3 separate regions of the Homo sapiens genome follow, and regions 1 and 3 are each linked to region 2. The links are chromatin loops, found by intact Hi-C in ENCODE. Cell type or tissue: endothelial cell of umbilical vein. All regions are shown on one strand.

Evidence for each region. A loop is a pair of places that touch in the nucleus more often than their neighbours do. Peaks named below come from ENCODE experiments on the same cell type or tissue, not always from the same donor. Only the 100,000 strongest peaks of a DNase experiment are listed, where the experiment ranks them.
Region 1: a loop joins it to region 2, with 3 times the contacts of the local background. A loop is called at or near these places in 2 of 110 quality-filtered maps.
Region 3: it touches region 2 in a loop (4-fold over the local background); 3 of 110 quality-filtered maps call a loop at or near these places.

Annotation. Positions count from the first base shown.
Region 1 is chr2:212,106,147-212,114,146 of GRCh38, forward strand. All of the region lies in intron 2 of ERBB4 (erb-b2 receptor tyrosine kinase 4), which reads right to left. Among named protein-coding and RNA genes, the nearest start is that of MIR548F2, 320 kb to the right of the region's middle. In endothelial cell of umbilical vein, no CTCF peak of the experiment used is centred here; DNase peaks (open chromatin) are centred at 2,075, 3,875 and 4,305; H3K27ac peaks cover 562 bases.
Region 2 is chr2:212,028,552-212,036,551 of GRCh38, forward strand. All of the region lies in intron 2 of ERBB4 (erb-b2 receptor tyrosine kinase 4), which reads right to left. Among named protein-coding and RNA genes, the nearest start is that of MIR548F2, 390 kb to the right of the region's middle. In endothelial cell of umbilical vein, no CTCF peak of the experiment used is centred here; DNase peaks (open chromatin) are centred at 3,700, 4,480, 6,560 and 6,840; H3K27ac peaks cover 4,764 bases.
Region 3 is chr2:211,978,193-211,986,192 of GRCh38, forward strand. All of the region lies in intron 2 of ERBB4 (erb-b2 receptor tyrosine kinase 4), which reads right to left. Among named protein-coding and RNA genes, the nearest start is that of MIR548F2, 440 kb to the right of the region's middle. In endothelial cell of umbilical vein, no CTCF peak of the experiment used is centred here; a DNase peak (open chromatin) is centred at 4,219; H3K27ac peaks cover 753 bases.

The DNA of each region.
Region 1 (8,000 bases), 78 kb after region 2:
GTAACAGATTGGAACAGTTTGGAGGGCTCAGACAACAGAAAAATGTGGCAAAGTCTGGAACTCCCTAGAGACTTGCTGAATGGGTTTGACCAAAATGCTGATAATGATATGGACAATGAAATCCAAGCTGAGGTAGTCTCAGATGGAGATGAAGAACTTGTTGGGAAGTGAAGCAAAGGTAACTCTTGTTATGTTTTAACAAAGACACTGGCAGCATTTTGTCCCTGCCCTAGAGATTCGTGGAACTTTGAACTTGAGAGAGATAATTTAGGGTATCTGGTGGAAGAAATTTCTAAGCAGCAAAGCATTCAACAGGTGACAGGTGCTGTTAAAAGCATTTAGCTTTAAAAGGGAAATAGAGCATAAAAGTTTGGAAAATTTGCAGCCTGGCAATGTGATAGAAAAGAAAATCCTATATTCTGAGGAGAAATCCAAGCCAGCTGCAAAAATCTGCATAAGTAGCTAGAAGCTGAATAATAATCAGCAAGACAATGGGGAAAATGTCCCCAGGGCATGTCAGAGACCTTCAAAGCAGCCCCTCCCATCACAGGCCTGGAGGCCTAGGAGGGAAAAATGGTTTTATGGGCCTGGCCCAGGGTCCCTCTGCTGTGTGCAGTCTAGGGACTTGGTGCCCTGTGCCCCAGGTGATCCAGCAGTGACTAAAAGGGGCCAAGGTAGAGCTCAGGCCATGGCTTCAGAGGGTGCAAGCCCCAAGCCTTGGTAGCATCCACATGGTGTTGACCCTGGTGGTGCACAGAAGTCAAGATTTGAGGTTTGGGAACCTCTGCCTAGATTTCAGAGGACCTATGGAAATGCCTGAATGTCCAGGCAGAAGTTTGCTGCAGAGGCAGGGTGCTCATGCAGAACATCTGCTAGGGAAGTGCTGAAGGGAAATTTGGGGTGGGTGCCCCCAAACAAAGTCCCCACTGGGGTGCTGCCTAGTTATGAGAAAAGTGTCACTGTCCTCCAGGACCCTAAATAATAGATCCACCAATGACTTGCACCATGCACCTGGAAAAGCCACAGACACTCAGTGCCAGTCTGTGAAAGCAGCCAGGTGGGAGGCTGGACCCTGCAAAGCCACGGGGGCAGAGCTGCCCAAGATGATGGGAGCCCACCTCTTGCATCAGCGTGACCTGGATATGAGACATGGAGTCAAAGGAGATCTTTTTTTTTGGAGCTTTAAGATTTGGTTGCCCTGCTGGATTTTGGACTTGCATGGGGGACTTTAGCCCTTCATTCCTTCATTTTGGGCAATTTCTCCCATTTGAAATGGGTGTATTTATCCAATGCCTGTATCCCCATTGTATCTAGGAAGTAACTAACTTGCTTTTGATTTTACAGGCTCATAGGCAGAAGGGACTTGCCTTGTCTCAGATGAGACTTTGGACTGTGGACTTTTGATTTGACACTGAAATGAGATAAGACTTTGGGAGACTGTTGGGAAGGCATGATTGGTTTTGAAATGTGAGGACATGAGATTTGGGAGGGGCCAGGGGCAGAATGATATGGTTTGGCTGTGTCCCCACCCAAATCTCATCTTGAATTGTAGCTCCAACAATTCCTACATGTCATGGGAGGGACCTGGTGGGAGGTAATTGAATCTTGGGGGCAGATCTTTCCTGTGCTGTTCTCGTGATAGTGAATAAGTCTCAAGAGATCTGATAGTTTTATAAAGGGGAGTTTCCCTGCACAAGTTCTATTATTCTCTCATATCTGCTGCCAGGTAAAACATGCCTTTCTCCTTCTGCCATGATTGTGAGGCTTCCCCAGCCACGTGGAACTGTGAATCCATTAAACCTTTTTTCTTTTTAAATTACACAGTCTCGGGTTTGTCTTTATCAGCAGTGTGAAAATGAACTAATACACTAATATTTTCATTTTACAAAAGAAAACAAGAAACTCAGAGAGTTAAATAAATATATACCAGATTATACTATTAAAGAGTTTAAAACCTAGGTTTTCTATTTTTCCATTAATTATTTGAGATAAGCACTGTGGCACAGATGAGTCATGAATATGCACACTTTAGGCAGGAAAGAATAAAGACACAGCACGAGCAAAAACAATAGGAGATTTATATGTAGGGTACCCAAAAAGCATCTCAGAGGGTAGATTCAAACACTTCCCCTGTTATCATTTAAAAAGCAAAACTATTCGTGAAGATCAGTGGAATATCAACTAACTTCCATCAAGATAAAATCTAATAGCTGAGATGCTGGTTAATAAAGTTTAAGCCCCCTAAGACAAACCACCTTAGCATCTTAGCATTTTAATAAGAGACTAATAAGTGATAAGCACTCAAGATCAAAGGAATGCAGTTTTAAAGAAAGAAAGATAAGCAGTGTGTTCAGGGGTCATGCCAGTATTTTTTATACCATACTTTAAAACTCTCCAAGTCCCTGTTGGATACAACCTAAATAAGGAATGCCATAAATGAATAAACTTATAAAGGAAAATCAGAGGGAGTTTTGGGGTAAAGCAGTGATTCCAGGAGTACATTCAACTATTCCCAATCACTTCACTAAACCTGTCATGGAAATGTTAGAAATGGGTCTGCTTTTTTTTTTTTTTTTTTTTTTCAGAACCAAAGTATAATTGAATAGCACAGAGCATCTGCTGAGGAAGTAGCGTCACATTTTAAGAAGACAGAAGAGTCACAAAGAATAAAAAGACTTTAAAGTTTTCTAAACAACTTTCTACCAAATGCATGAAATCTTGTCCCTCCTTTCCTGATTGCTCTTGGCTGAGTATCTATGGTGGTAGGAGAGTACAGGATAGCAGGTTTCTGTGATGGAGATGGCAGCGCACAGTAGGAGGGATGTGAGAATTGGGGACAGAGAGATACACATTCAAGTCCTCACTTCTCCCTTTTTCTTGCTGCCTTGTCCTACTCTGCAGAATGTTGGTAATAATGACAATGTCATGGATCATTGTGGGAATGTATATAAGAAACACTCAGGGAGGGGAAGAAAATGAACAAACATCTTTGGGTGCCTACAACATGCCAGCATCTTTAATTTTGTCTTTTATTTTTGCTGCTTTGTGGTGCCAATGGCCCGGTTCCTAGAAAATACAAGGTGTTCAGTTAAGAGTTCCGGTCCATTTTCCCATCTAACAAGGCACTCCATTATGTTGTAAGAATGCTCTGATTGTTAGCAAAACCTTTATTTTAAGCCAAAATCTGCCTCCTTTCAGCTTCTGCCTAATGCTGCCTTCTGGAACAACTCAAAACTAGGCCACTCCCTTTTCTATGAGAGCCCTTCAAATATCTGAAAACAATTACTATGGTTCCCTTCAGTACTCTCCTCACCAAGGTCAACACACCCACTTCTTTCAGCTATTACTTTTGAGACATGGCTTTCTAAAAACATATTGTCCCAATTGCCTATTATAGACACACTCTAGTCAGTCAATTCTATCCTTACATGCAAGGTCTTTATCTGAACATCATAGTCCAAATGAAGTCTGAGAAGAGCTGTTGAATCTGTGCTGAGGAGCTTACTAACCAATTGATTCTTCTATCCCTTTAGCAGCATTGAAGCTAGGAGGATACATGATTGTTTCATGTGTATATTTTAGGGTAAAAGAGAGCATTAAGCAAGAGCGTGATCAAACAATTCAATATTAATAAATAATAAGATATATTTCTGCTTGAAAACTCACTGCAACAATTTGTTGTGACGTTTCCCTTTCTGTAAGCCATGAGGATAGCATAAATTCTACAATGAAGATGCAGAGGGTATGAATTGAGCTTAATTATCTTTAAAGTTAAATTTTGTTATGAGCTCTGAAGTGAGTCACTTCAGAATTTCCTGAGTTTAACTTCTGCCAGCTTTTGATACATGACCTCAAGCAAGTCAGGTAACCTTTCTGTGCCTCGTTGCCCTCATCAGTAAGATGAACTTGTCCCACTGCTTCACAGGGGTAGTGAGAATTTCTCTTAAAAAGACCAATTGTGCATAAATGCTAAGATAACTGCAGCAAAAGTTGCCTTATAAATCTTGACTAGAGGAGTCAAAGGTGTATAGGTGAAGCTATCCCACTCAAAGGATTCGAAAAATCTAAGCTATTTGGAAAACACTGTGGAGCTCATTTAGCATTTGTTTTCATTATTAGCATATTCCTGTGCTTGTGGCTTCCTCTCAGCTTATCCAAATCCACCCGTCCCCAGTATATTTATTGCTTACTCTTCTTCTCTTCCAAGACTTGACTTCTTTCCTGTTACCATATTCCTCTTTATTTGCACCACATGTTAGTTAGCTTGTGCCCTCTGCTTCCTTAGGAAGGATGTCAGATTGCTGACCCCATGGGCTTTGACACTTTTCCAGCAGCCTATTTCACATGGAGTAATAAAGCAGTCACTGCTGCTACCGCCTCACTGAAATAGATGAGAGTTGAGAACAAACCACCACACTAAGGCGAAGTCCACTGATATCTAAGTCCTTTAACTGATAATAGGAAAAATTCAAATGGGACTTTGCTAGAGCAGAGTTATCTGCAAATTTTATCACCGGACTGCTTTCAAATTAGCTCCTGCAATAAAAAAGCTCTTCATCTTAATTCTAAATGCATTGTAATTACAATCAGCAAACAAAAGGTTAAGCCAGCCTCTTCAGGGGACTACATTTCTTGGAAAGACACCTAGATTATTGCCCCAAATGGCTGAAGCACAACTAGCTGTTTACTGAGCTTAACTTCTTGTTTGTTGAATCTGATTACTGTTTGAAATAAATGCAGTGGTCATCTAGTCTTTGCAAATAAAAGTTTACTGATAAATGTTTTATTAACACTTTCATTCTCTGGCCACCCGCCTACCTGACACTTGAATGAGCCCTAACAGTGTACCTTACCTTACTTGGGATGCAAAGCACATTTCCAATGAGGGGCTCTTCCTGAAAAAGTAATAGAAATTCAAGGAACCTGCCATCAGGTATCTTTGGCAACAATGCTCTGTCCTTCCTTTGTCCCTGTTACTGCCTGGACGACACATCTGCCAAATGTCCCAGACTGGAGATCTCAGGATCTTTTTATCTACTTCTTCACCCACACCCTTTATATGCAGTTAGTTGTTAAGTCTTTATTAAGTCTTTCCTTATAATGATTATTGAATACATCTCTGCCTTCAACTGCCACTCCAAATAACTGATTCCAGGCTCTCATTAAACTAATTCCTTGGAGTTTGAAATAACGCCATACCCATACAAGTAAATTCCTCCAAATAATACTTTCTTCCTGCTACTGGATTTGTTACAGCTTATTAGTAAGCTGACAAGTCTTAAAGGCTCCCCACAATTTGGTCTTCCGTTTTCAGCCTTATGTCCTAACATTTCACAATTTTGTTGCATCTTATCTCTTTCCCCCTATGCTATGGTAAATACTTTCTCTTTTTTGCTTTCCTCCACATCTGTGAATAGAATTTTTAAAAAGGAGAGGATTTCCCAGGTGGAAATGCACCTAGAATACCTTCTCCTTTTTCTCTATTCTTTTTTTTTTTATAATTAACTCACATTTTGTTTCTTCCATGAATCTTCTTATAACTGCCCCCCTGCCAAATGCATGCTACTCAATCATCTATTAATTAACTCACAACCCTTTTTTAAAAAAATACCAGGCAGGGTGCTAGGTACTGGGGATATAAAGAAAGATAAGATGTAGCTCTTGTTTTAAGGCGCTCTTGAGTTCAATCTGGGAATGTCTGTGGCATTTACCTTTTTTGGCACTATACAACCTTTTTTTTTTGCACTTATTAATTTGGGCTAGGTACTGTCAACTATTACAGATAGCACTGTACTTCTTTACAAAACATAGTGCCATGAATTTCAAAGAGTTGGCAGTCAGTAAACATCTGCTGAATGTTTAATTCTTTTTTATTTTTATTTTATTTTAGAAACAGGATCTCTAAAAAACTTCTGTCACCCAGGGTGGAGTGCAGTGGTACAATCATAGCTCCTTACAGCCTCAAACTCCTGGGCTCAAATGATCCTCCCATCTTAGCCTCCGGAATAGGTAGGAGCACAGGCAGATCTTTTGTAGAAACAAGGTCTCACTTTGCTGCCCAGGCTGATCTCAAACTCCTGGCTTCAAGCAATCATCCTCCTTGGTCTCTGTTTAATTCTTTTGACTATAAAACCTGAATAGCAAAGGAGGTGAATTTGTCTCTCAAGTTCTCGGTACAGTTTTCCTTATACCCACTGTCCCCAGCACTGAGTAATCTTAGCTCTGTCTGCTCAGGGTCCCCAAATTTTGTGGCTCTACTGAGGCCTACCTTTTTCAATCTAGTTCCGAAATTTTTATTTTATTTTTTTTTTAATGAAAACCTCCCTTCCTTGTACTGATTTTTCTAAAATCCTGGTTTCTTTAAGTAACAAATGGGTCATTGGTAAATAGTAGGCAGCAGCAAGACAAAGTCCAAGTGTGTGAAGTTTAAAGTGAAAGAACTGGTTTAAAATGCTCACTTTGCCCATTAGCTCTGTGGTCCCGAGAAAGTCATTTAATTCTCTGAGCCTGTTTCATCACTTACAAAATGTGAATAACAACACTTATTCATAGGGTTGTAATAAGGAGTGGGAGATGGTGTTAGGCATAAAACCAGCACAGTGCCCTGAACCTATTTTAACAAATGGTATTTCCGAGGTGTTAGTCCATGCCAACATGAAACGTGAGTCTAAGGAAGCTTATAAATACTGTTTCTTTTTATTACAAAGATTATAATTCCAGTATAACAAAATTCACTGGAAGAAAACCATTTAACACAGCTTATTATCTGTTCAAAAAATAAAAGTTCACTGAACATTTACTCTGTACAATCTTCATAAATTGACAAAAATGCACAGTATATCTCACCACCTAACACAGGCCTAAACAATGTGACATACGGTATAGTACCAGTAGGTACTTAGGACTATGGAGAAACAATGGAAGACATTAATTCTGCTTGTCTTGATGGTAAGGGTGGGGATGAAAATACAGATCGAATTTGGGGGAGCATGTTAAGGTTAGGGGAATAGAGATAGCTTATATTTAGAACAAGTTAGTAGAGACTGTATGATTTTCCAAATAGAGAAGGGTAAAAAGACATTCCATAGAGGAAGAAAATTACATGCAAAACCACAGAGACCTTAGTTTATAAAGAGTAACTGGGTATGGCCGGGTGCGGTGGCTCACGCCTGTAATCCCGGCACTTTGAGAGGCTGAGGAGGGTTGATCATGAGGTCAGGAGATCGAGACCATCCTGGCTAACACGGTGAAACCCGTCTCTACTAAAAATACAAAAAATTAGCTGGGTGTGGTGGTGGATGCCTGCAGTCCCAGCTACTTGGGAGGCTGAGGCAGGAGAATGGTGTGAACCCGGGAGGCGGAGCTTGCAGTGAGCCGAGATCATGCCACCGCACTCCAGCCTCAGTGACAGAGCGAGACTCCATCTCAAAAAAAAAAAAAAAAAAAAAAAAAAAAAAGGAATTGGACATAAGGGATTTGTTACTGGAGGGATTCTCAGGTATTCGAGGCAGGTCAGAGAAGGAGAAAGTGAAAGTTGTGAAGGCTACATGACTCTGCTCAAGTCATGCAACTCAGCCAATAAGCTGCACTACCTATATGTCTGTTAGGTTTCTATGTAAGAGTGTAAATATATAAGCTAAGTATCCCATGTTTCCATTATGGGTAGTATATCATTTATTATTAACCAAATCATTTCATAGGCTGTAAGATGAAAGGTACTACAGATTCTGCAAGACACTATAAAGAGGAACTTCAGTTGGAAAAGTAAGTAATGTAAAGTAATTCCTGTGCATTTTTTTCCTGATTATGACTTTTTATTTAAAGTCATAAATAAAAGAATTCTTATGGCTATAAAATTTGCTTACTTATTTATTTCACAAGTATTTGCTGAGCAGCCACCCCATGATAGACACTGTGTACTATGCTAGAATTCTGCAGTGAACTAGACATGGGCTTTGTCTGGTACTTGTTATTTAGGAGTGTTGACAGAATTTACAAAT
Region 2 (8,000 bases):
TTGTTCCATTCTAGGCAGGGAACACAGCAGGTTTTAATGGTCAGCTACCACTAAAAAGCTAACAGACTGCACGCAGGCAAAACATTAATCAAAACTGTGAAATAGTTTCCCTTTAGTTCCCTGGATCTCCCCAATTTGTGCCCTTTCTGCCCTTTTCCACCCTTTAAAAGCTCAACATACCTGAGTTCTCTATACTTTATTTTCTTCTTTTACAGTGGTGCTCACCCTTGAGAGCATTCATTTTTATATGGAGCCTAGTAGACTTAACCCAAAGGAATTTATGTCTAAATGTGAATTTTTATTGCAAAAAGTAAGTGGGCAGGAGAGGGACATTCTAGAGTTAGTGAAGTAGGAGGCAGGATGTAACTGCAGAGGTGGGGCTTAGACACCACACCAAATTGAGGACTAGCTAAAACAGGACCGGGGTGGAAGCAGATTTCCACAAGACATGCCCACCAGTGCACGATGTAAGTTTACCATTGCCATGGTAACACCCGGGCGTTGCCTCCCCTTTCCATGGCAATGACCTGATGACCCCAAGTTACTACTCCTTCCTTAGAAATTTCTGCATAAATTGCCCCTTAATCTGCATGTAATTAAAAGTGGGTATAAATATGACAGCAAAACTGCCCTGAGCTACTACTCCCTGCCTATAGGGTAGTCCTGCTCTGCAGAAGGAGTCACAGAGCTGTAATACTGCCAGAGCTGTAACACTGCCTCTTCAATAAAGCTGTTTTCTTCTACCTCCATCTTGCCCTTGAATTCTTTCCTGGGCAAAGCCCTGGAAAGAAAATTCTTTCGTGGGCTAAGCTCCACTTTGGGGCTTCCCTGCCCTGCATCAGTAGGATCATACTAGCAGCCTTCTACATTTCCTAAGCAGAAGCTTTGAGTAACACCCAAACATAACTAACTCCTATTGTCTAGATTATAAAGGGCTTGATATCTGTGTATGTTTTTATAAGAGTACCATTTAAAAAAGGATTTAAGATTGTATTTAGGGTTTAACTTCCTAAAGCAATCAGCATGTACAAAAAGATAAGTTCTGAATATTCATGACATCGTGCTTTCTATAATTTGCAATATCTGAGTTGTAGGTTTTAAAAGACAAGAATGCAGACTTGATTTAGATGCATTCATCTCATACAGTCTTCCAAAAGATTGCTTTCCAGCTATTATTTTATCAGTATTCATACTTCTCAGGTTTCATTAATGTGTCTAAACATTTTGTTTAAGTTCACTTATGTATTTAATGCTCAGGATAATACCGAGTGTGTAATCTATACCACATCTGAAATGATGTGACAAAATTTTCAGTCAAATTCTACAATCCCCACTCTAACAAGCCTTCTCATTTGCCTCGTATATTCCTTAGCTTAATCTGTACTTTTCTGCCACATAAGGTTTTGCAAGTTTTGCACTGTACTATCAAGATGAGCCATTCAGGCATACCAGGCTGTGACTATTTCACATAAATAGCACTTGTTGGGCTTACACAAAGGATAGCCTGCATCCTGACTACAGGTGGTATCACTGTGTGCTATCTACTGAGTTTGGGAAGTTCATTAATTTGATTTGCTCATCATTTCATACAAATGATGAAATGTATGAACGCACTTCCATCTTCAATCCCCATATCCAATCAATCACTTAATCCTTTCAGTTCTACTTCAAAAGGAGCCTCATATATCTCCCTTTCCTATTTCACTACCTTTATCCAGGCTTCTTCTAACAGTATCCTGCACCAGCCGTCTAACTAGCTGGATGCCTTACCACCACTTTCTCCCCTATCCAGTCTCTCCTTCCCATTGCTGCTACTTTTCTTGCTGCAATATAAAGTTCCTCACTCTCTTGGTTTAAATTTCTTTAGTTGCCTACTTTAGTAAGCAATTAGATAAAATCCAAATTATTTTCCTAAGAGACAATGTTGTCTTAGTTTGGGTTCTTTCAGAAGCCAAGCCTGAATCAAAGATTCAAGCACAAATCAAACTTTGGTGAGCTCTTTCCAAGAAACAAGGGTAGGGAAATAGAAAAATGTAAGAGAGATGAGAAAGCAGTGACAAAGAGTGTGTTATCAATCTAATTACATTTGTTGAATCCTGCTGGGACCCTGGGGACCTTTAGAGAATATGTACCTCAAAGTTATTTAGCACAATGGGCAAGGGAACTGGGGTAATAATCCACCAAGTTCAATAATTGGTTGTGGACTATTCTTTGAGGAATGTTAATTCTCCAGCATTTCTGGCTGCCCCAATTGTAAGCAGAGAAAGTTCCAGGAGGTAAAACCATCAGTCGTGGGTAGTTTGAAATTGAGCCAGCCGTCATGGTATTGTAAATACAGTACTAAAAAGACATGGGGGAGGGGTGCAAATGAGAGTATGTATCCCAAAGTATCTGCTAATCCACCGACATTTAACACCAGGCTACCATTCCAGCCTCATTACCTTTCACACTCTTATCCAACATCCGTCTTCTGCCTCATGAAACTCACTTCTCTTAGACATGCTAGATATTTTATGATTCCTTGATTATACCCAAGCTACTCCTTCTGGCTCCATTCTTTGCCCAGCAAAATCTTTGATTTTAAGGCCCAGCTAAAATATCATCTCTTCACTAATGACTTTGTTCTCAAATTTTTAGTTGTTTTTCAAGATCCCAGATTATTGAATTAAGGCTGTGACTTGCAAGATTCCAGAAATCGAGGTAAAATGTAAATCTTTTGACCAGTCATTCAAATGTTTCCAAGTAGCCACATTTCCTTCTATATTTAAATTTTTTATATATCAACCTGTCATTCTATCATAGTTAAAGTGAGGCTTTAAAACATAACATATATTAGAAATTAGAAAAGTGCCTGGCACATGTTAATCATTATATAATGCCAGCTATTGTTATTTGTTTAATACACTTAAGAAGCAACTGTAAAAGCTTTTTTAAAAATGCAGACCCCCAGGCCACAAAGCCAGAGATTCTGGTTTAGCAGATGGGCTCCAGGAATTTAGATTTGTAAACAATCACACTACGTGATTCTCTTGCAGAGCAGTTGATGATAGAATGACCAGACTTTCAGATATGATGTGGACGATTTCATTTTATACCTGTTTTTATGGTTTAATTATCAATAGTGACTCCTTTCACTTTCAAAAGTGTCCCAGTTTGAACAAAAAATTAAATGGTAACTCTATGGACCACATTTTGAGGTTACTGTTCTTTAGAAAAATGATGGCTGACGATATGTATCACAAAATTTTTAGAGAAGTCATTTTCTGACACTTTATATTAAATTGTGTGCAGAAAAGACTCAAGGAAAGACAAGTGATGGCAAAGATTATTATGGCAATTTCCCTAGTCACTAAACTATTTCCCGCTGCACAATCCCTGGTGAGTTTAGAGTAGGAGTTAAGAAGGAGCCTGCAGGGAAAGCAACTTTGCTGTCTCTTGGTGCCTGTTTTGAGTCTGAGTAAGAATGACTCTGCCAAGTATATTAATATTGCTAAATATTATTTTAGAAAAATATGCTGTAAATCCAGATTCAGACCATTAATGAAAGTGTACAATTTTCAAACATGCCATTTCATATGCAATGTTGATGCAGGCCTTCTCAGCTAAAACCAAGATGATAATGAGTCACGGCTGGCTTTTCAGTGAGTTACAGCTATTTAAAGTAATGTGGTAATTGGAAGTGACACTGTAGATCTGTGTGTTTATTCTGGGTTGCCATGTTGTGGTTATAGTGCAAAACCTAGAAATACTGAAAAAACATCAAATGTATGTGTCAAGTTAATTTGCCACTCCTTTTGCCTTAGGCTGATTAGCACAAATTAAATTGGCCACTAATAAACTCAAGATGTTATTATAGAAAGCAATATGAAAATGCCACATATGCATTCTGCTGATTATTTTTAAAAAGCCACAAAAATGCATGGCTTCATAGTTTTATATTTAAACAAATATGAACAGATAGAGACTAGTTTAATACCTTCACCACTTTTGATAAGTACATATTTAAGCATCAGTGCATTATCATATCAAATGGAATACTTTATATGTGGATATAATTTTAATAAAATAATCTTTAGAGAAAATTACATTTTTCTTTGTTCAAAATAAAATATACATAGGAAATAAAGTACTTGTTTAGTAGCATACAATTTGGTGGGGGAGGGTGGTATTGGCACTGACCCTATTTCTACAGACTTCCATATGGACATGCTTCTTGATAAGTTTATAGGTAAGGACATAGATGGGCTAGAGAGTGGTTCCTGAAATAAGAAATTATAGGAAGAAATATTTATATGGAACTGAAAATATCATAAGAGGGAAAGGAAGTTCAGTTATTTTTTCTCAGAGAGAAAAGGAGTTTTAAAAAAGAAAAGAAATGAAGGAAGAAAGACTGGACCAAAAAAACCCAAAACAAAATAAAACAAACTTAGCAAGATGACTAATTTCACTTCTATGTGAGAGTTGATAGGAAACTGGGAAAGGATATTGAGTAACATTGAGTCTATTCATTTGGTGGCCCTATTAACACAGCTTAAAACTAGATACACGGCAGGGAGAAATGATACTTACAAAATTATATAAATGTACCATTTTAGTCTACTCAGAAATCTATAATAATGTTAGAGACTGATTTATATTCCCAAATCTTTCACTTATTCTTTGTACACTTTTAGATAGGCAATTTGGAAAAACAAATTAGTGATATCAAGATTACTTTTCTAATGAAGGTAGTGGAGGACCCTTGGGATCTCAAAAGAGAAGCTGGGTATGTAGCTAATCATTGGTGCTATTAAAATAATATTTTATTAAATTTTGTAATGCAGCTCAAGGCAACCAAAATAATATCATGTCAGAGTATTAAAACTGATGATAAACAATTAAGAACCAAATTCCTTATATATTTTGCAAAGAGCCTAAATTTTAAAATATTAAAAGCAAAAAAACTTTTCCAATATTTGTATTTAAACAGAAAAGGGAATTATGTAACCTTCATAATATGGTTCTTAAAATTTATAAAGTAACTGTATTTTTAAAATAAATTGAGTTATTTTAACTTTGATCCAGGAAATTGTAAAAATTGTACATACCAAAGGGCAACATTTACAATATAAGTATTACCAGAAGTAATAACTTAAACAGTGGCATGGAAGCCATTTTAGGTATTAGTTAAAATTGGAGGCTCTAAGGTCATGGAGACCTTAGTTTAATTTAATATAATCTCTGCTACTTATTAGCTATTTGATCTTTGGTAAATTATTTAACAGTTCTGAGTTTGAGTTTACTCATGTGTAAAATAGAGATATTAATACCAAATTACGCTGTGAAGATTCTATAATGAAATAGTATAAGGAAAATACTGAATGCCACAAAAATTGTAGCAGGAAATCTCAATAAATCATAATCAAAAATGAATCATTATGCTTCCTCATTTAACTACAGAAGAAAACACAACCCTTTAAACAATTGCAGATTTAATGAAGTGTAGACCCAAAGTCTTATTTCTTGTCTCTTAAAATCAGTAGGGGTTATGAGCAAGTCTGAAGATAGTATACTTCCCACTGGTTGTATACATAATAAAGATAATTACCCATATTAAAAAAAACCCTTTGTGTCAGCTTACTAATCTGTGTTTCTTCTTATTTTTATATGTCCCTTCAGAGAGACTTCTCTGCAGGGAATATCAATTATGCATTTTCCCTACCTTTACCTACATTCACTTTGTGTGAAAGCAGACAATTAGTTCTACTTTTGACTATTAAATTACTCTAATGGACAAAATATATAAAAAGGAAATAAATATCTAATAAGTCAATATGGCTTTATTAGCTGACATTTTGTTAGTTTTCTCTATTTTCTTACCTTACAAAGGATTAAAAAGGAATAGTGGTTATGATTCCCAGCTAATGGACAAAGCAAAAACTATCCTTTAGACATAATAATTGATGGGAAAATGAAATCAAAGTGATCCGTACAATAATTTTACTCATTGACTACTTCAGAAAGCTCCTAAGTGATCAAAATTATAGTCATGTATTTCTTTATAGAAATAGATAATGGGAGTACATAAACTTAACAGTTAATAACATTAGTTGGGGTATGGAAATTAATAAAAGCTTGGGGGAAACAGCTTTAGTTTAACAAATGTTAGTTTCTTTTTTATCCATATAGTCAAGATTCTTTAGCCTTTTTCTCTTATATCATAGTCACAACTGATACATTTAGAAACGTAAATGACTTGGAAAAGATCCACTGATTTTTCTCTCATTTGATTATAAGAAATATATGTGAGACTGGTGCAAAAATGCTAAGCCAATGGGATGGTTTCACTGGAACAAAGTGAATGTCCACCTTTTTCAAAATTCAGTTTGTGTGGAAATTTTTAGGAAATGACTCCATGAAAATTAGGTTATGTTAATTCCTTGCTGATTCATTATTTCCCGCTGACAAGCAGTAGGAAAATATCTTAGATAATAACTTAGATAGAGGCACCATATACGATGATGTTCATTCAGAGGCTAATAGTTTAATAACAGAGAACATAAATCAATGCAATTCTCCTCTTTGAGAAACACTATTAAAAGAGTAGTCTCTCTAAAATTCAAGCCTGTGTTAATCTTTTGCTTAAAATTATGAAAGGCTTTCCAGTTCCTATAGAATAAAGTCCATGCTCCTTAGCATAATTTGATTCTACTTAGGTACAGGTTCTTATCTCATTCCTCTGTCCCCACTCAGCTCCCAGAACTTAACTGTTTTATTTGGGTTAATGTCAAATAGCTTATAGATGATTGAATACACTGTGTTGCTTTAGAGCGCTATGACTTTGCATCTGCTAGTTCTCTCTGAGGTGTCTCATCCCTCCACCCACTTCTAACTAGTTCCATCCACATGCAAAATATTCATGCTTCAAAACCCACAGCTCAGGTGTCATCAACTCAGAAAGGCTTTTCTGATGTCCCTAGATGAGATAAATCTTTGCGCTCTCTTCTGTAATAATGTTTTAACATACATACATTTCACTCTTCACCCATGTCACACTGTATTGTTTCTATTTTTACATTTGCTATTGTCTTCTATTAGACCATAAAATCTTTGATGGCAAGGAATGTGTCATGTACTTTCCTCCCGCAAATGTTAGCTACTTGAGGGCAAAAATGCTGTTTTGTCTTCAGAATCTTCAGAATCTAACAGTCCCTGGCATGTAATATGCACTCAGCAGATACAATAAGTATTAATATTTCAAAGAATAAGTGAATGGATAGGTTCATCTTGTCCTCATTCTTAGCAAAGTACCTGACCCAAACAGGCATATAATAAAAAAATTGCCAATCACTTGAATTGATTCTAAAATTAAACTTGATTACTCCTATGCTTTTGATTTCCTATAGAGGAAAAGAAGACAGCATTTTTTAGTGATTGTACATATGAACTCTACCTGGGATACATATAGGTAAACATTTATAAGATATATTCTTAATTCCTCCTGTATTACTTAAGTAAAATTGTTATCCATTATATATCAATAATTAATATGCTAAATCTTCATATCAGTTACAAATCAGACAAAACTAATATAGGATGAGTCACCTTTATCAACCTCATTGCTATCTACTTGAGGTTCATATTGAGAAGACAGTTAGCCTACTGATCCCAACAGTTCCTTTCCAAAGGCTTCTCCTGAACTGTGAGAATGTCTTCAAACAAAACTTGATTTAAAAAAAGGATAAAACAGTTAAATGCTAGTTCAATTTCTGACTTGTTATGGGCAACATGAAAGCTGCAATTGTTTCTGATGAGAAAGTCAAGAGTACATTTTTTTTTTAACCCTTCTTTATCTAGAAAGCATGCATTGGTGACGCTTATACATACAGCATTATACCAGACGCCGTGGAACTAGTTCAAATCATGGATAAATACATTCTTTTTTTTTTTTTTAGATGGAGCCTTGCTCTGTCGCCTAGGCTGGAGTGCAGTGGAGTGATCTGGGCTCACTGCAAGCTCCA
Region 3 (8,000 bases), 50 kb before region 2:
CCTAGCCTCTCTGGCAGTTGGGTAAGTGCAGGGCAATTGAACATGGGTGAAAGTGACTTGTGTCACTTTTCCTATTTGGGATCCTCTCTATAATTTCCCTAGCAAACAGCCAAACACAGACAACTCCAAGGACCTTAGGGAAGGTGGAGCCAGAAAGTGAAAGGAGTCTGAGTCTGTCTGTCTGTCTGTCTGTCTGTCTGTCTGTCTATCTATCTATCTATCTATCTATCTATCTATCTATCTATCTAATTTAATGAGACAGGGTTTCACTCTTAAGCCCAGGCTAGAGTGCAGAGGCTTGATCATCACTCACTGTAGCTTCTAAGCTGAAGGGATCCTCCCAACCTTAGTCTCCCAAGTAGCTAGGACTACAGGCATGTGCCACTATACCCAGCTAAATTGTCTGAGTCTTTAAATGACTATCTTCTGATCAAGAATATCTATTTTAGACTTTATATGGTTAAGAAACACTGTGTAAAGGCATTCAATTTTTAGTGTTGAACTGTTAAAGCACTTACTGTTGTTTGTCCTAAGTACCATACTCAATTCCTCCTCTGGTGACCTGAGGATATGTCACCATCATAAATTGGTGAACATCAAGGTGTTCTCTAACTACACCAAAGAGCCATCCATCATCTTGTACCAGCCCAGTCTAAAGTAGTTAAATATTACAACATTTTAGACATCAATCTGATTTTTAAATAGTGTTTTTTTCCTGTAATTCAACTTCTAGTATCAGAAAATCATCTAATACTTCTCTTGAAAGTCCATAGATATATGGAAAAAGTGAAACAAAACATTAAGACAAGAATGGATTTCTAGTTCTTAGAAAAATGAGTGTTTCAGAATTTCAAGGATTTTCATGACAGTAGCAACGTAGATGCTCATATCACCAACTCCCTCTTCCTTAACACTACCACGGAAACACAATAGACCAAAACAAACAAACAAAAACCATCTCTCCACAGTATATGAATATCGCCTAGGAATAACATGAGTTATGTTTATACAAAGGGGAATTTTGGGAATTACTAGTTATACATTCAAGACAGATTTTAGAAAACTGAAGTGGCTATCTAAAATGATTATCTTAAAAAATTGGCAAGAAATTGTCACATTTGCTCAGGCAAAAATGAGCAAATTGCCTATAGCAATTTGTATATCAAGTTTATGTATTTTCATTTGTTTTTTAACCACATTATCTCTTGAGGTATAATATAAGGTTAACAGCTTTAGTAACTACTAAAAAGAATGATTCTTCAACTCTCTTTCCTATGCTTGTCTACTCTTTAGTTCTACTTTTGACAAAATTATGCTTCTGGTAATCCTTAAACTTAATTTTAAAGAAAAGTATTTATTTTCAATAGGTATTTCTTCTTTTACATTTTTCTTTCTCCTGGGCCACTTTAATCAGGTGTTGATAGCCAAGAGAGTAGAAGTACAAGTTAGTTGTTTGAAAAGTATTTAGCCTTCCCTGCCATAATACACATTATACTGTTTTATTAGGTTCAGTGAAATGTTTAATCATTTGTTCACCTTTTAAATTGAAGTTTATCCTTCCATGAACACATGCTCCATAAAAGAAGAGACCTTGTTTATCTGTTTACCTCTGATTCTTACTATCTGGATCAATCCCTAACTCAATAATGTTCATTAATTGGAATATTAGATGATTTATACATCTATGCCCATTATGAACTCACCACATAGTTACTGAACCTCCATTTTCTTTTCAAATTACAGACATCAAATCAATTCTGTTTTGCAATTTTCTTTAATATATGTCTTCAAATATAGAAGAGTTGCTAACATGCTGAGAGTGAGATTCCTCAACGTGACATTTAATCGCAACCTTATTTTGAAGACACTAAGATATAATGAGGTCATTTTAAAACATAAGTAAATTTGTATAGACCTATTATTTGGAAAGAGTATTCTGTCTCTTGAATAAAAATAGAATTGAGGCTTAGTTTTGAAAAGAAAAAGACATATGACTAACTTGTATGCTGATCAATGGAATTAGTACAAAGTGGAGTATTAAGAAATACACTTGTGCAAAAGAAATGTGTCAAACTAAGAATTAACATTCTAGAAAATTGCCAAGAACTTTTGAGAGATTCTTGAAAGCCCTGACTTTCAGTGCATCAATATAAGCAGTTGAGTAGACCGAAGAGATGGTAACATAAATGGTTAAAAAATTTTTCATGAGATTCATACTCTGAATGAATCTTTTCTTGTCAAACTATGATATTTAATCAACATGATTTGCATTACCTCATGTGTTTACTTTTACAGGCCCCTGGGAGATAATTTCTGTTCTAAAGGCTGTTTGTTTGTTTTAAATAATGTAAGTACAGTCATCCCTTAGTATTTAGTGAAAAGATTTTTGAGCATGCCTCCCTGATATGTGTACCTGTTGTTATTTGTACATTTTATAGATGCTCTATTTCACCAGATATAGCAAGACACCTCCTTAGATTCAGTATTGTATATCTTAAACATTCCCAGAAAAAAATACATACATCTTTATTTTATAGATGCTTTGTTTGAAAATGTTATGCAGATTTTGAAGGTCACATGTGATTACTAGCTCATGTCTCAGGACACATTGTACAGTTAGGTCAAAGTTCATAATTAAATATAGTATAAGGAAATCCATATTTCATATGGCCTTCTTAATCATTTGAATTTTCGCCCCTTTCTTGTCAGATTTGAGTAGATCATCACTGCTTTTTAACCTTGGAGTACAGTGAAAGAACAGCAGGGAGCAGCCGTGTCATCTCGATACCGCTCCCCACCATCTGTATTATAATTTCTCTTCAATCCAATGCTTTCTTAAAGAATGTTCTTAAACTTCCTATCTTGTGAATGTTCATTTAGTTAAAATTAACAATATTATCTACAGAAACCACTTAACCAGGAATGCAACCTGTGATACTCAGCAATATGCTGAAAGCAAACCAATAAGTGAGAGAGGACGCTGTTGTCTATCCTCTGCACAATGGGGTTCCCACTCTTCCCTAAGAGCACCACGTGCTAGCAGTTTCATCTGGTACACTGGACCTGCGCACAGACTAAATAAGACCATCAATGAGGAAAGCTTACTTCATTTTCTATTATCTTCGATTAAAAGGTATATACAGAGCAAAATTCTAACCGATGACCTTGTAGTGAAGAGCACTTTGGGAACTGCTGTGTTACATTCTAATAAATTCTAAAAATCCAAACCTACTTAAAACTCTTTAGTGGCTGGTTTTTGCCTGTAGGTTTAGGTGTAAATTCTTTTGTATGGCATTCAAGGCCATTTGGAATCTGTCTCTGGCCTCTACCTTAAATGTATGCTATGCTGCAATGACACTGAACTTGTTTCATTTTCCTGAAATGCATCATGCCTCTGTGGTTTGTTCCTGCCCATTCCTCAGTATGAAATGGCCTCCCTTACATCCTGATGTGCTTTTGAAACCCTCACATCACTTCTAGCAATTTTTCCCTGTGGACACTTTTGTACATACCAAAGCAGAACTAATCATTTTATCTTTTGCTACCACTGTGGCCGTTTCTGAAGCCTACTACAGAACTCATAAATATTTGCATTTGCCTCTGAAATCCACATGAGTATGTGCACATGAGCTCTCTCAGATTTTGATGCCTGAATTTCTACTTTGTAACACAGTAGCTGTTTGATACCTCTCACTGAATGGATAAAAATAGCTCTTTTATCTGCTCAGTGAGAAATGCACCAAATTTCATAAATTCAGCTGGTTAGTAAGTTTTATACCATATTTTGGAATAAATTAGTGTATAAGATAAACTTCAATATATGCTTACTATTGATATAATTTTTAAAATACTATTATTTATCATTATTATATTTTAAAATGCAGCAGCAATATTGATAAAAACAATAAATAAATATAAACCTTCAAGGAAGATTTTAATAAATTTATAAATATATATTGAGCTTCTTCAATATAGCTTTATAGAGATTCATGAGAAAAGAGACAGTCCCTGTCCTCCTATAATTTTTCAGACTAAAGGATAGTACAAGCAGTAATCAAGCAATTACAACTTAGTAACAATCAGTGTTACTAAAACGATGTCCTGGAATATACCAAAGGAAGTTCTAAGTGAGTCAGTGTTTCCTAGAGGCTGCCTTGAGAAAGTGATCTTTTAAACAGAGACCTGTAGAAAACAAAAAAACAAAAAGTACAGGAAGAAATGTTCCACAAAAAGGGGATAACAAGTGTTAAAGCTCTGAGAACAAGGAGAGAAAAAAATGTTTGGGAGTCAAATTCCAGAATGGATGGAGTACAGACAAAGAGGATATTACCAGATGAGGAGGATGGAGAGCTAGAGCAAGACCGCACAGCCTTGCAAGCCACTGTCAGTAAAAATTGTGAAAGACTTTGGACAAAAGGAATACTGGGAGTCCTTTCAATAGAATGCAGTGTGTTGTTCCTAGAGGAGCCTTCAGGTTATCCGATTCTATAGGGCTCTGACCCTTTATCCTTGGCCAGGCTGTTTTGCCACTTCATAGAGGTCCAAGTTAATCCATGGTGAACAAATGGAGGTGCAAATGATTCCTATTTATAAAAATTAAAATGAATTTTTTCAGTAATAATATTAGTCATATAAAAAGATGATTATAAATGTTACATTTTTGCTCTTTGCAATACAGTTTTTTATCATTAAAATTTCATTTCAGCATTCCTTATTGTCTATGTATGTCTATCCTTTACAATGGTTCAATGGTTGTAGCATCTTACATTACAAAACATTTTTGACTTTTTAAAAATGTTATATATTGACGTGAGTCATGACTTTTACCATTTTGCCAATTCTCCTTTATACCATATCATGGAATCTCAATTTTATCTCAGGAGCAAGGGGAAGTAATTGAAGGGTGTTGAACAAGGAATGAAATGGTTGGTTGTAAAGGTAGAGGATAGTTTGGAAGGTGGAAAGAATTTATGTGAGAAGACAAGTTAGAAAGCTGTATTAGAAAGCCAAATGAGATGGCAGTGGCATGGATGGAGGCAGAGGCAGTGGGGTTAGAAAGAAATGGAGTGATTTAAGAGATGTTAAAGAAGGAAAGGAAACCCTGGTATTGTTGTTAGATAAAGGAGAGGGAAGAATGAAGGCTGGTTGACTCTCACATTTCCAGAATGATAAATTGGGGAGATGGTAGTTCAAATTACTGAAAGGCAAGCAGATTTGGTGAGAAGCAAAACTGTATTTTCAATAAGATCATTGTATAGCTATAGAGTTTATTCAATCAGTATCCCAGTGACATTTGTTTAATGCTAGATCATTTTGTCATGCATTTGTAAAGTACTCCCATGATTTATCCAGCACACACAACTGAGAATAAAAGCATATCCTGAAGATAAATCAAAACAGAATCATTTGTACTACCTATCAATCTATAAAGTGACTGATTCCACAGCATGTCATATTTAGAAATAAAAGAAAACACTGACATTTGGTTTAAAGTGTTAGAATTGTAGTTTAATTAAACTTGTAAACCCAAGCATTTAGAGATGGTAGTCATTTCTAGTCAACTAACAGCTTCATTGACTTTCAAGTATTTGAAAGAATTAAGAATAGAGATCTGCTACAAAACTGAATATTGTGGAAGTTATCAATAACATTCCTTATATTAATGATAATGTATAAAAATGTCTAAAATCCTATTTCCTATTATGACAGAATAATGATCTATTATTGATCTATAATATACATTATTATAGTAAATGTCATGGTTCATTCAGGTTGCTATAACAATTATCTTAGAATGGATAATCTATAAACAAGAGAAATGCACTGCTCATAGTTTTGTAGGCTGGAAAATCTAAGATAAAATCCAAGAGTCAAGAAAATCCAAATCCAAGATCAAGGTGCCAGCAGATTCAGTGGCTGCTTGAGGGCTTGCTTTCTTCATCAAAGATGGTACGGATGGTGCCTTCTTGCCATGTCCTCACATGGTGGAAGGGTAATGAGAGCCCTTTCATATGTCTTTTATAGGAGCACTTATGCCATTCAAAGAGTAGAGCCCTCATGACTTAATCACTTCCCAAAGGCCCCACTTTTTAATATTATCATACCAGGAATTAGGTTCTAATGTATGAATCTTCAGGGGACACTCAGACTATAGCAGTGAAATAATTAAAATAACTAAAAATGAAAAAAGTATCTTTATAATAGCATATTATGCTCTGAAAATTGCATAATTTACAGTATTATAATAAGCCATTTTCAAAGGTACAGCAAAAGTTTGGAAATTCCTTCAAAGTAACACTAATCTAAACCCTGTACCTTAGGCTGTCATGTGTACATGTGCCCGTGTCTTTAATTAGATTATGAATTGCTGAAGGCAGAAATTCAGGTTTGTACTCAACATTGTGTCCTCAATGCCTAGTATGCTGATGGAATAAAGAAGGTATCTAATAAATGCTAACCAAAAAAAAATGAAGAATAATGTATAGCTATTTCTATCTTATTAGAATAAAACAACTTTCAGCCATGTTCAAAAGTTTAGCATATAACATTTTTTCTTTTTTTTTAGATGGAGTTTTGCTGGAGTACAATGGCACGACCTTGGCTCACTGCAACCTCCGCCTCCCAGGTTCAAGCAATTCTCCTGTCTCAGCCTCCCAAGTAGCTGGAATTACAGGTGCCCACCGCCATGCCCAGCTAATTTTTTATTTATTTATTTTTTTAGTGGAGACGGGGTTTCACCATGTTGCCCAGGCTGGTATCAAACTCCTGACCTCCGGTGATCCACCCACCTCGGCCCACGGCGCCTGGCCTGGCATATAACACTTAGAGTGTTATTGTTTTCATGGTAAATGTAACATAATTATATTTTGAAAAGCTAAGAAAAATTGTATGCATAATCCAAGCATGCTAACATACTCACTGACAAACATTTCGGTTTTGGCAACAAGACTCTTACCACTGTCGGAAACCTATTTAAGATGTTAATCCAGAATATTTAATTGTAAAAAGTACCCAGATTTGCACACTGGCAATGATATTGATAGTTTTCTGAATGTGATAGACTGAAGAGGGAAGTAAAGAAAGAAGGAAGGGAGTAAGAGAGGAAGGGAAGGAATGAAAAAATAATCTATTGGAAAAAAAGTCTTTTTCTTTACTCTTAATTTACTATCGAATCATTAGATTTTTCGGTATTTGTAATACTTCTGTTAAGTACAGTAAATTCAAGCATAAACATGGGAATATGCCTAAGATTGCTTTCTAGAACAACTCCAGCAGAACAGCTTCAAAGCCTCATTGACCAAATTGACCATCAGTAAAAGGGTTCATAAGTGGCAAATACAGAACTCATTACAGATGTGAGTAGAAGAAATTATTAAGTACTAAAAACATCTAAATGCCAAGTCAGCGAAGTCACTGCACCAGTTCCATAAAACTAGTGTCTCTTATGTATTAGAAGGATGAAAGGGGAAAATATAATTTAATTTAAATTATTATAAAATAATTTATTATTTTGGATATTTTTCAAAAAATATCCAAATGTAAACAAAAATTTATTTAAAAATACTCAAATAATTCCAAATCTTATGGGCAGTCATACTAAAAATCTTGCTTAAGAGAAAATTGAAAATACTACTAAAGCTCTAAAGTCATCACATTTTAAAATGTTGTATCGAAGGGATCTTTGAAATAATCTTGTCTGTACTGGTTTGAATACTGTTCCCAAAATTTCATGTCCACCCAGGACCTCAGACTGTGACCTTATTTGGAAATAGCAGATCTAATTTGTTAAGATCAGGTAGTACTGAATTAGGGTGGGCCTCCATCCAGTGATTTAGGTTTTCATAAGAAAAGAAAACAGATCTGCAGAGACAAACACATATGGCCATGTGAAGATGGAGGCAGAGGCTGAGTGGTGGGTCTACAAGTCAAAGAAATCCCAGGACTGCCAGCAATCACAGAAGTCAGGAGAAAGACCTGGAACAGATTCTTTCTCAGAGTAT